Linked DNA regions of Homo sapiens: regions 2 and 3 are each linked to region 1. A link is a contact called in ENCODE Hi-C or POLR2A ChIA-PET data. All regions are on one chromosome and are shown on one strand. Each heading gives the region's core, a stretch centred on a gene start or an enhancer-like site at or near the end of the contact. The rest is flanking DNA. Distances are from core to core; before and after follow the strand shown.

Region 1 (2,700 bases), core at 41-2,540:
GTAATCCCAGCTACTTAGGAGGCTGAGGCAAGAGAATCGCTTGAACCCAGGAGGCGGAGGTTGCAGTGAGCTGAGATTGTGCCAATATCACTCCAGCCTGGGTGACAGAGTGAGACTCTTCTCAAAAAAAATAAAAATAAAAAAAAAGAAGAGATGCTGGAAGCAACTCCATGGACTCCCAGGACAACAGGGCTGAGAGGCGGCAGAGCAGGGGCCGCCTGGTGCCCGTGGAGTCTGCCTGGGCAGTCAGTGAGCATGTCAGGAAGGATTAACGGTGGGCATGCCTACAGCGCCAAGGACATGCCAGCTACCGCACGGGAGCTGCCTGTCAGCCTCCCCTGGGCTCCACTTCACCACTGCCCTACAGTCCCTCTACCCCATGGGGTTGTTGTGAGGAAACTGAGGCTCAGAGAAGCTAAGCAGGTTACAAAAGGGCACGGGGCTCAGAGGAGAGCAGAGACGCGGGCCCAGCAGCTGAGGCTACAGCTGGCGTGCTCCCACCCTCCAAGGCAGAGCCCATGGCATGTGCTTTCCAGCGGCAAGAGCTGGAAGGGAGACAATGTTTCCCAGGAGCGACATGTGCCAACTCTCCGTGAGTCCTTCCTGTGCACAGGCCGGGGCTGAGTGCTTGAGGTCTATTAACTCTCTGTCACAGTGACCCTGTGTGGTGGGCACTGTCACTCACCTGTGATGTAGTGAGGGACACAGGCACAGCAGGGTTAGGGGACTTACCCAAGGGCACACAGCTATAAGAGGCAAAGCCATAATTTGAACCTCGGCAGTCTGGCTTCCAAGCTCTCAGGCCCTCAGCGGAATTGTGTGGCCAAGTGCTGTCTTAGGATCTTGTGTGCACCCAGGTCGCCTCACTCAGTCCTTGTGACACCTCTCCCCGGTGGATGCCATTCCTCCGGCTTTACAGATAACATCACTGAGGCCTTCATTCCCAATGGCTGGGGCGGAAGAACTCTGCCCTGGACCCCAGGCCCCGCTGGGACACCCCTCGGAGGCCGGGTTAGGCGCACAGCCTGGGCCGCTCCGGCACGGACCTGTACACCCGGGCGCGCGAGCGGAACCGGGCGAGGCGGAGGCGCGGGGCACTCACCTCGGGGAAGGCCCCATCGGCGAAGACCATCAGCAGCGACGTCTTCCCGCAGCCGCCGTCGCCCACCAGGACCACCTTGACGGACCGCACGCCTGGTGGCGCCTCCTCACCCGCGGCCTGGGCCGCCGTCATCCCGGGGCCGGGCGCTGAGCGGGCGGGCGGGCGGCTGCGGCGCAGAGACCCAGACTGCGCGGGGCAGGCCCGGCGGGGCAGGAATGTGGAAGGGGCGGGGCGGCGGGAGGAAGTGCGAGCCGGGCGCCCCGAGAGCCAGGTGAGAGGCCCGGGCGGCTGGGCTGGGGCCCTTCCTCTCCAGGCCGTCTAGGTCCCTGAAGAAACGCTGCCCGAGCACCTACTGTGAGCTGGCCGCGCTGGGGCCACGGGAGGTCGGAAGGGAGAAGACAAACAGCGGGACCATGACAGTGGGGGCGGGGGTGTGCTCAGGGGCTGGGTCCCAGATCCCAGGCAGGAGCCAGTGACCTTTAGTGAATGAATGAATGAATGAATGAATGGTGCATTTCCCCAGGGGTCTCAGGACGCAGCACAACACAGGCGTTTCATGCCAGGTGGGAAGGGGATGACCCCCTTCACTGGCCCCACCAGGCCTGGCCTGCCCCCTCCCGCAGCACCAGGAAGCTCTGCTGCAGGTGGGCAGCCACCTGACACCGTGGCTGGCCACGATCTAGGGAAAGCGATAGAACCTTCCCTCTGTAAAGTGTGAGTGTTTCTTATTATTGCACCATGAGATGTCCCCCTGGTGCCCAAGGGCCCGGGGACCCTGAACTGTTTAAGACAAAATCCAGGCCCTGCCTTGAGAAGCCCACGGCTTAGAATGGTAGACACGCAGGACATCAGTGTGATCAGAACTACAACGGGAGTAGGGACAGGCAGCGGGACGGGAGTAGGGGAAAAGAGCTCCTCGCCCACGTTGAGGGAGTCAGGAAACCTTTCAGAGTCTTGAGGAAAAAGTGAAACACAGTCAGATGGGGGAGGGAAAAGGTGTTCCACCGGAGACAGCGGCACGTGCGAAGCTGCGGAGGCCGGAGCGGAATGCTGCCCCCCCACCCCGCCCCCGCAGAGGGTGAGGCTCGCTTGCACAGTGGTGCAGCATGAGGAGCTGGTGCTTGCTCAGTGGAGCACGTTGGATGCCAGCAGTAAATCCAGCATTGAACTGGGAACTCATTGTCACCTGATCTCTCCACTTCTCCTAATGGCCAGAGTTGAAATCTTTTAAAAATGGGCACAAGGGTCTTCCCAGATCTTGGACTGAGTGTTTCTATTGAAGCTTAAAAGAACAAGGGGCAGACGTCATTAGGTTCCCCCTAATTTATGCTGGTCATGACATCCCCCCTCATGGAGTTCCAAGTCAGGCAGGTGAAAAAGCACCTTCAACCTCCTTTAAACTCACTGTGGTCTAAAGAGGCAGCCAGGGCAGGAGTCACTAGGTGGAGAGGCAGAGCCCAGCTCCTTGACTCCTCTGCCCGGCTCCCGCTCCGGGCTGTGGTCTGCAGGCTGGATGGAGCCCCACTTGGAGGGAAGGATCCTCCCCAGCACAGCTCTGCCTTTCCAGGTGCCCCTTCCTCCCCGAAACTGCCACAGGG
Region 2 (2,700 bases), core at 173-2,672, 140 kb after region 1:
TTCGATCTCGGCTCACTACAAGCAACCTCCACCTTCTGGGTTCAAGCGATTCTCCTGCTTCAGCCTTCCAAGTAGCTGGGATTACAGGCGCGCACCACCACGCCCAGCTAATTTTGTATTTTTAGTAGAGATGGGGTTTCACCATGTTGGCCAAGCTGGTCCCGAACTGCTGACCTCAAGTGATTCGCCCGCCCCAGCCTCCCAAAGTGTTGGGATTACAGGTCTCAGCCACTGTGCCCGGTCTAGGCTCATTGCTTTTTCCAGCCAATGCTGATGACTGAAAGACTGTTTTAATCTTAGAATGGTGCAGTTATTTATTGAGTGAAAGTTCAACTGTCTGTAGCTGTCTCCTCATCTTTCTTGTCGTTATTCTGTTTAGATTTCCAGCCCCACACTCTCCTCTCTGACTTAAGACTCTCTGAAACCCCTTTACTTCGTCAGTAAATCTATTCTGGGATTGTAGGTGCTGGTTGGGCTTTATGGGGACAAAGGGACCCCTACCCTCATTCACAAGCACAGGGGAATTGTCATGAGGAAGATGGGGTGAGGGAGAGAACTCCTTGCGAGTGATGTCACAGTGGGCAGCTTTCTCTTTGTAGATCCTTGACAGTCAGATCTCAGGGACAGTTCCAAAGTGTGGGGAAAACGAGATTAGAACTCTTGGGTGGTTTTGGATCTGCTGTTTGGTTTTTCCTCATCTAGAACTAAATTTATATAAAAGAATACAACAGTAGAATAATCATGGCAACTAAGTTTGTTCTGCTGTCCTGGGGCCTCTTCATGTATTATCTCTACTTACTGCAACAGCTCTGGAGGTAAAAGGCGTTACCTTGAAGAAACTGAGGCTCCAAGGGGTGAACTGCTTGTCCAGGGCCATCCAGCTCGGGAGTGGCAGAGCTCAGATCTAGGCTCCTGTCTCCCACCCCACCGCCCATGCCCCTGCCTTCCCCTGCACCAGAACAAAGCCACCACCCCCAGAGGGCCGTGTGTTTGTGCTTTTATTTCCCTGAATGGCTCCAGGTTTTTGCTTTGTCATTTCTGTGCTTGTGTCCTTTGCAGAGTCTTTGGCTTCCTTTTATTTTTCCTACCCCAGTAGCATCTGACGCAATGCCTGGGGTCTGGGAGGAAGCAGGGTTCTTTGCTTAGACATCTTGGTTTTCATCTGTTTTACAAAATTATCCTTGGCCTCTGTTCTCTTTTTCCTTTTATTTCCTCCCTGAAATACTGGTTCTTTAAGGCTATCGGGAAAAGAAAGATAATCCTACCCAAGAGTTTGAAGAAATGTAAAGGAGAAGTGTTTTTAGCAAGCAGCTGGGTTTTTAGCGGGGTCGTTTCCACGCTCCGTGTTGCCCTAGTGAAAGTGGTTTGTCTTCCTCACGACTCCAAGGGAACTGGCACATAAATGGATGCAGTCAGGTGGCCGTTGAGCCAAGGGCCAAGTAAGGCATTTCGTCCTCAGCCACGTTGCCCTTGCCTCATGCCTGTATTTCTGTTCTTTTTTTTTTTTTTTGAGACGGAGTCTCGCTCCGCCACCCAGCCTGGAGATCTCGGCTCACTGCAACCTCTGCCTCCTGGGTTTAAGCAATTCTCCTGTCTCAGCCTCCTGAGTGGCTGGGACTACAGGCACCTACCACCATGCCTGGCTAATTTTTGTATTTTTAATAGAGACGGGGTTTCACCTTGTTGGTCAGTCTGGTCTCAAACCTCAGGTGATCCACCTGCCTCGGCCTCCCAAAGTGTTGGGATTACAGGCGTGAGCCACCACGCCCAGCCTCATGCCTGTATTTCCATGTCCTGAACATGTTACATTTGCATCCAGGCCCAGCTCTGTTCCCTGAGGAGGTTGGAGTTCTGATACCCCACAGAAGGAAGGAGTCAAGGCGGGGAGGCTGCTTGGAGGAGGGTGCGGCGAAGACAAAGAAATGGCTCTACGATTCTTGGGATTGCTGGGAAGCTGTTGCTTATAGGGTTGGCTCTCTGTCCTCTCTGATGCTCCAAACAGGTCCCCAGGGGACAGGCCTTCCCGGGGCTGCCACTTTCTCCAGTGTTAGGTCCATATCCATTTTCCTGTCCCCCTCCGCTTGTCCCAGCTTTATCATCCGAGATATGGGGCTTCTTTCCAAAGGTGAATTTAAGTTTCAGGTTTTCCTAACAGTTTCAGCTGTTAGGCAGGGGCTTGTGGCAGGAAAAAGAAGACAGAAATTTCTGTTGCCCATAGGAGGGTGACGGGGTGCTGGGTAAATACCAGTTACAGGGAAGTTCCCTCCAATGAGTAGCCTGGCACCTTTCTGCAGGGTGTCTTCTGAGCCAGCTGGATTCATCGTGTTGGCCTGTGAAGTCTGAGAACACCATCTCTCTCGTCTTTCCCCTCCTCCCCTCCTCTGTGCCACAGCAAGAGGCGTGGTATACTCTGGGTCCTCCCTCATCACTTACACAGCCTTCTCTCTGTGTTTGATTACCAGAATGAGCCAGCCTTGTTCTGAGTCCGTTCATTCATTTATTCATTCAACAACCGTTTTGTGCTAGGCACCATGGTAACCTACATTTCAAGGCTGTAACTGCTATTATCAAGCCATTTGCAGAAGTTTGGGTCACTGATGTGCCTTTGACCTGATGCCCATTTTCTAAACCCAGGCATTCCTCTTGAGTGATACAGCATCTCTGTACCTCTTCTCCAGGACTTATGGCTTAGGTTTTTGT
Region 3 (2,700 bases), core at 184-2,683, 170 kb after region 1:
GCAAAGATTGTCCAGTTCTGTTTAGAATTGAGTCTTTGGTGCCCCTAGCCTCTGTCGCCCCTCGCAGCCCTGAAACTCAGCTTCCCTGGTTCCCATTGCCAGGCTGCGTCTGAGTCCTTTTGGGCTTTAGTGACAAAATACCACAGGCTGGGTGGCTTTTAAACAACAGACATTTATTTCTCACAGTTATGGAGGCTGGAAGTCCAAGATCAAGGTTTCAACATATGGGTGTGGGGGGCACAGGCACGCTCTGCATTAGTCTGGGAGGTGCTTTTTGCTGACCTTGTCCTTCAGACCCTCTCTCTGTCCTGTCAACATCACTTTGGGCTCTAATCAATATGTATGGGACATTTGTGTGTCCCACTAGTGTGTGTGTGCTGTTCCCAGGAGGGGCCAAGCCTTACTAATCTTTATCTGAATGCTCCATAATATTTCTAGGTAAATCTTTTTTTTTAACTAATTGATTAATTATTTTTTGAGACAGAGTCTTGCTCTGTTGCCCAGGCTGGAGTGCACTGGGACCATCATGGCTCACTGCAGCTTCAACCTTCTAGGTTCAAGCAATCCTTCTGCCTCAGGCTTCCAAGCAGCTGAGACTATCTATGGGCACCACCATGCCCAGCTAATTTTTTTTTTTTTTTTTTGAGATGGAGTTTTGCTCTTGTTGCCCAGGCTGGAGTGCAATAGCACGATCTCAGCCCACCGCAACCTCTGCCTCCCACGTTCAAGCGATTTTCCTGCCTCAGCCTCCCAAGTAGCTGGGATTACAGGCGTGTGCCACCATGCCCGGCTAATTTTGTATTTTTAGTAGAGATGGGGTTTCTGCATGTTGGTCAGGCTGGTCTTGAACTCCCAACCTTAGGTGATCCACCCGCTTCAGCCTCCCAAAGTGCTGGGATTACAAGTGTGAGCCACGTGCCAGGCCACACCCAGCTAATTTTAAAAAGTTTTTTTTTTAATTTTTTGGCAGAGACAGGATCTCAATATGTTGCCCAAGCTGATCTCAAACTCCTAGACTCAAGTGATACCCCTGCCTCGGCCTCTTAAAGTGCTGAGATTACAAGCATGAGCCACCACGCCTCACGGTGAATCTTAACAGCCTCATGCCACTCTGCAACCTCATTGTGACCTGAAGTATTTCTTCACTGATTCATTCCCTCAGACATTTATTTAGTTCTGGTCTTACGCACTGTACAGAGTGCCAGGGAGATGTGGGGACAAAAGAGACCAGGGATCCTGTGCCCAGGGCCCTAACAGTGTCTATTAAAGGAGACAAGACGGGTCAACAAATCTTTATAACATTAAATGCTCTTTGCTGAGGACACAGACGCCACGGAGACCTCATGGAGAGCCCCCTGAGCAGGACGATGGGTGGGGCACAGACAAGGACAGAGCTGAGGGAGGTGGCTGCCCGGGGAATATAGGGAAGGCATTCCTGAGCCTACTCCTATAGGATGTGGAGGAATGGGGACAAGTGACCTTCCCATGTGAGCCCTGCCCACACCCCGTGCTGCAGGGTCGGCAGGAAGCTGGCTCCTCGTGCGCCAGGGGGCAGTGTTGGCCCTGAAATTCTCACTGCTTTCCAGTGAGGCTGGGATGGAGCAGCCACCTCACTGCAGGCCCTCGGGACCCCTCACTCTGCTTTCTCTGAGACCCCCTTTGTCCCCCAGTCCACAAGTCCCGAGACCATGGCGCCAGTCGCCTCGGTGCCACCCTTTCCCCCTCGGCTGCTCCTTTGAATAGAGGGTTGCCAGGGCGATGAGGAGCCCTGCTGGCACTGTTCACTGCTGTTCGTCGCCGCAGTGCCACTTGGAGCAGCCGGCGCTCCTGGGGGCCCAGAGCCCGGACAGCTGAGCCTCGGCGAGCACCCGTGCTGTGTCTGTTTCCGTCTTTGGTATTGTCTCTCTCCTGTCTTCTGTGTCTGTCACCTGCATTGTTTCCAGCGTCCTCCCTTCTGCCCCCCCTGCCCAGAAATCTCAGCCTCAGTCTGTCCTCTCTTGGGTGCTTTGATATCAGCCGTGGCAGCCCTGAGAGCCAGGTGGAGTCGTTCTTTCATCTGTCCCTCTTGGCTGCCAGCCCTGGGGCCCGTCGGACATGTTTAGAGCAGAGCCGCCTGGGGAGAGCGGCCCCATCCGTCAGAGCTGCCACCGCCGCAGCCCCGAGTGCTCTGCCAAGAGCTCTTTCTTTCTGGTTCTGACCTGCTTTCACTGGCAGCTGTGGAGCCCAGCTGGGGCTAGGGGCACAGCCTGGTGCGGGTGCTGGTGCTGGGGGCAGCTGGGCCCATAGGAAGTAGGTGTGTGGAGCTTTGTTGGTTCGGAGGTTCCTGGGGCCTGTTTCTGAACCACACTTCTTTCTTCTCTGCCCTCTGCTGCTCTCCAGCACACCTCTGAGGATTTGCTGAGGGACCCAGGTGCTCTGCTGGGCTTTCAGAACCAACTTGCTGGCCACCCGCCCCTGAAGCAGGGCCTGGTCTTTCCCTTCCTCTGCGGCCTCTTGCCCACTGCTGCCCTCTGAGGCTGCAGGAGACGCTCTGTGAGGACAGGAATATGTAGGACGAAGCGATGTGGGGCCTCAGCTGCAGCAGCTCTTAGGTGGCGCCCTGCCCTGGTCCCCAGAAAGGCTGCTGAGCACTGGGGCCACGTTGTTGTCTGGAACAAAACTTGGGGGATGATGGCCTGACAGCAGGATTCTGTGCTCCTT

Evidence for each region. Hi-C counts contacts between places; a loop is a spot of excess contacts on that map. ChIA-PET counts read pairs that join two places held with the same protein, here RNA polymerase II (POLR2A). Pooled maps may share reads with other maps.
Region 2: a pooled map shows a loop between it and region 1 (2.2-fold over the local background). The contact joins the enhancer-like site here to the promoter of RHOD in region 1. A Hi-C loop is called at or near these places in 1 of 50 pooled maps. POLR2A ChIA-PET finds 5 or more read pairs at or near these places in 3 of 52 experiments (H1, PC-9 and activated naive CD8-positive, alpha-beta T cell).
Region 3: a loop to region 1 is called in a map of PC-3, with 2.6 times the contacts of the local background. The contact joins the enhancer-like site here to the promoter of RHOD in region 1. A Hi-C loop is called at or near these places in 2 of 168 maps with a recorded cell type or tissue (PC-3 and mammary epithelial cell), 10 of 37 single-sample maps with no recorded cell type and 5 of 50 pooled maps. POLR2A ChIA-PET finds 5 or more read pairs at or near these places in 5 of 52 experiments (A549, H1, MCF 10A and 2 more).

What each region holds. Positions count from the first base shown.
Region 1 is chr11:67,055,437-67,058,136 of GRCh38, reverse strand. It overlaps RHOD (ras homolog family member D), which reads right to left and starts at 1,290. Exons shown (of 5, transcript NM_014578.4): 1 at 1,103-1,290. The coding sequence starts at 1,234. RefSeq lists silencers at 1,152-1,221, 1,232-1,391.
Region 2 is chr11:66,919,836-66,922,535 of GRCh38, reverse strand. The region is part of intron 3 of PC (pyruvate carboxylase); the gene reads left to right. Among named protein-coding and RNA genes, the nearest start is that of MIR3163, 13 kb to the left of the region's middle. RefSeq lists enhancers at 447-1,387, 2,488-2,587. Within about 2 kb of position 1,422, at least 3 of the 41 ENCODE cell types and tissues checked have a DNase peak (open chromatin) inside an H3K27ac peak, as active enhancers do.
Region 3 is chr11:66,882,189-66,884,888 of GRCh38, reverse strand. The region is part of intron 3 of PC (pyruvate carboxylase); the gene reads left to right. Among named protein-coding and RNA genes, the nearest start is that of LRFN4, 26 kb to the right of the region's middle. RefSeq lists enhancers at 1,438-2,175, 2,176-2,700. Within about 2 kb of position 1,433, at least 12 of the 41 ENCODE cell types and tissues checked have a DNase peak (open chromatin) inside an H3K27ac peak, as active enhancers do; they include PC-3 and Panc1, where a contact is called at or near this core.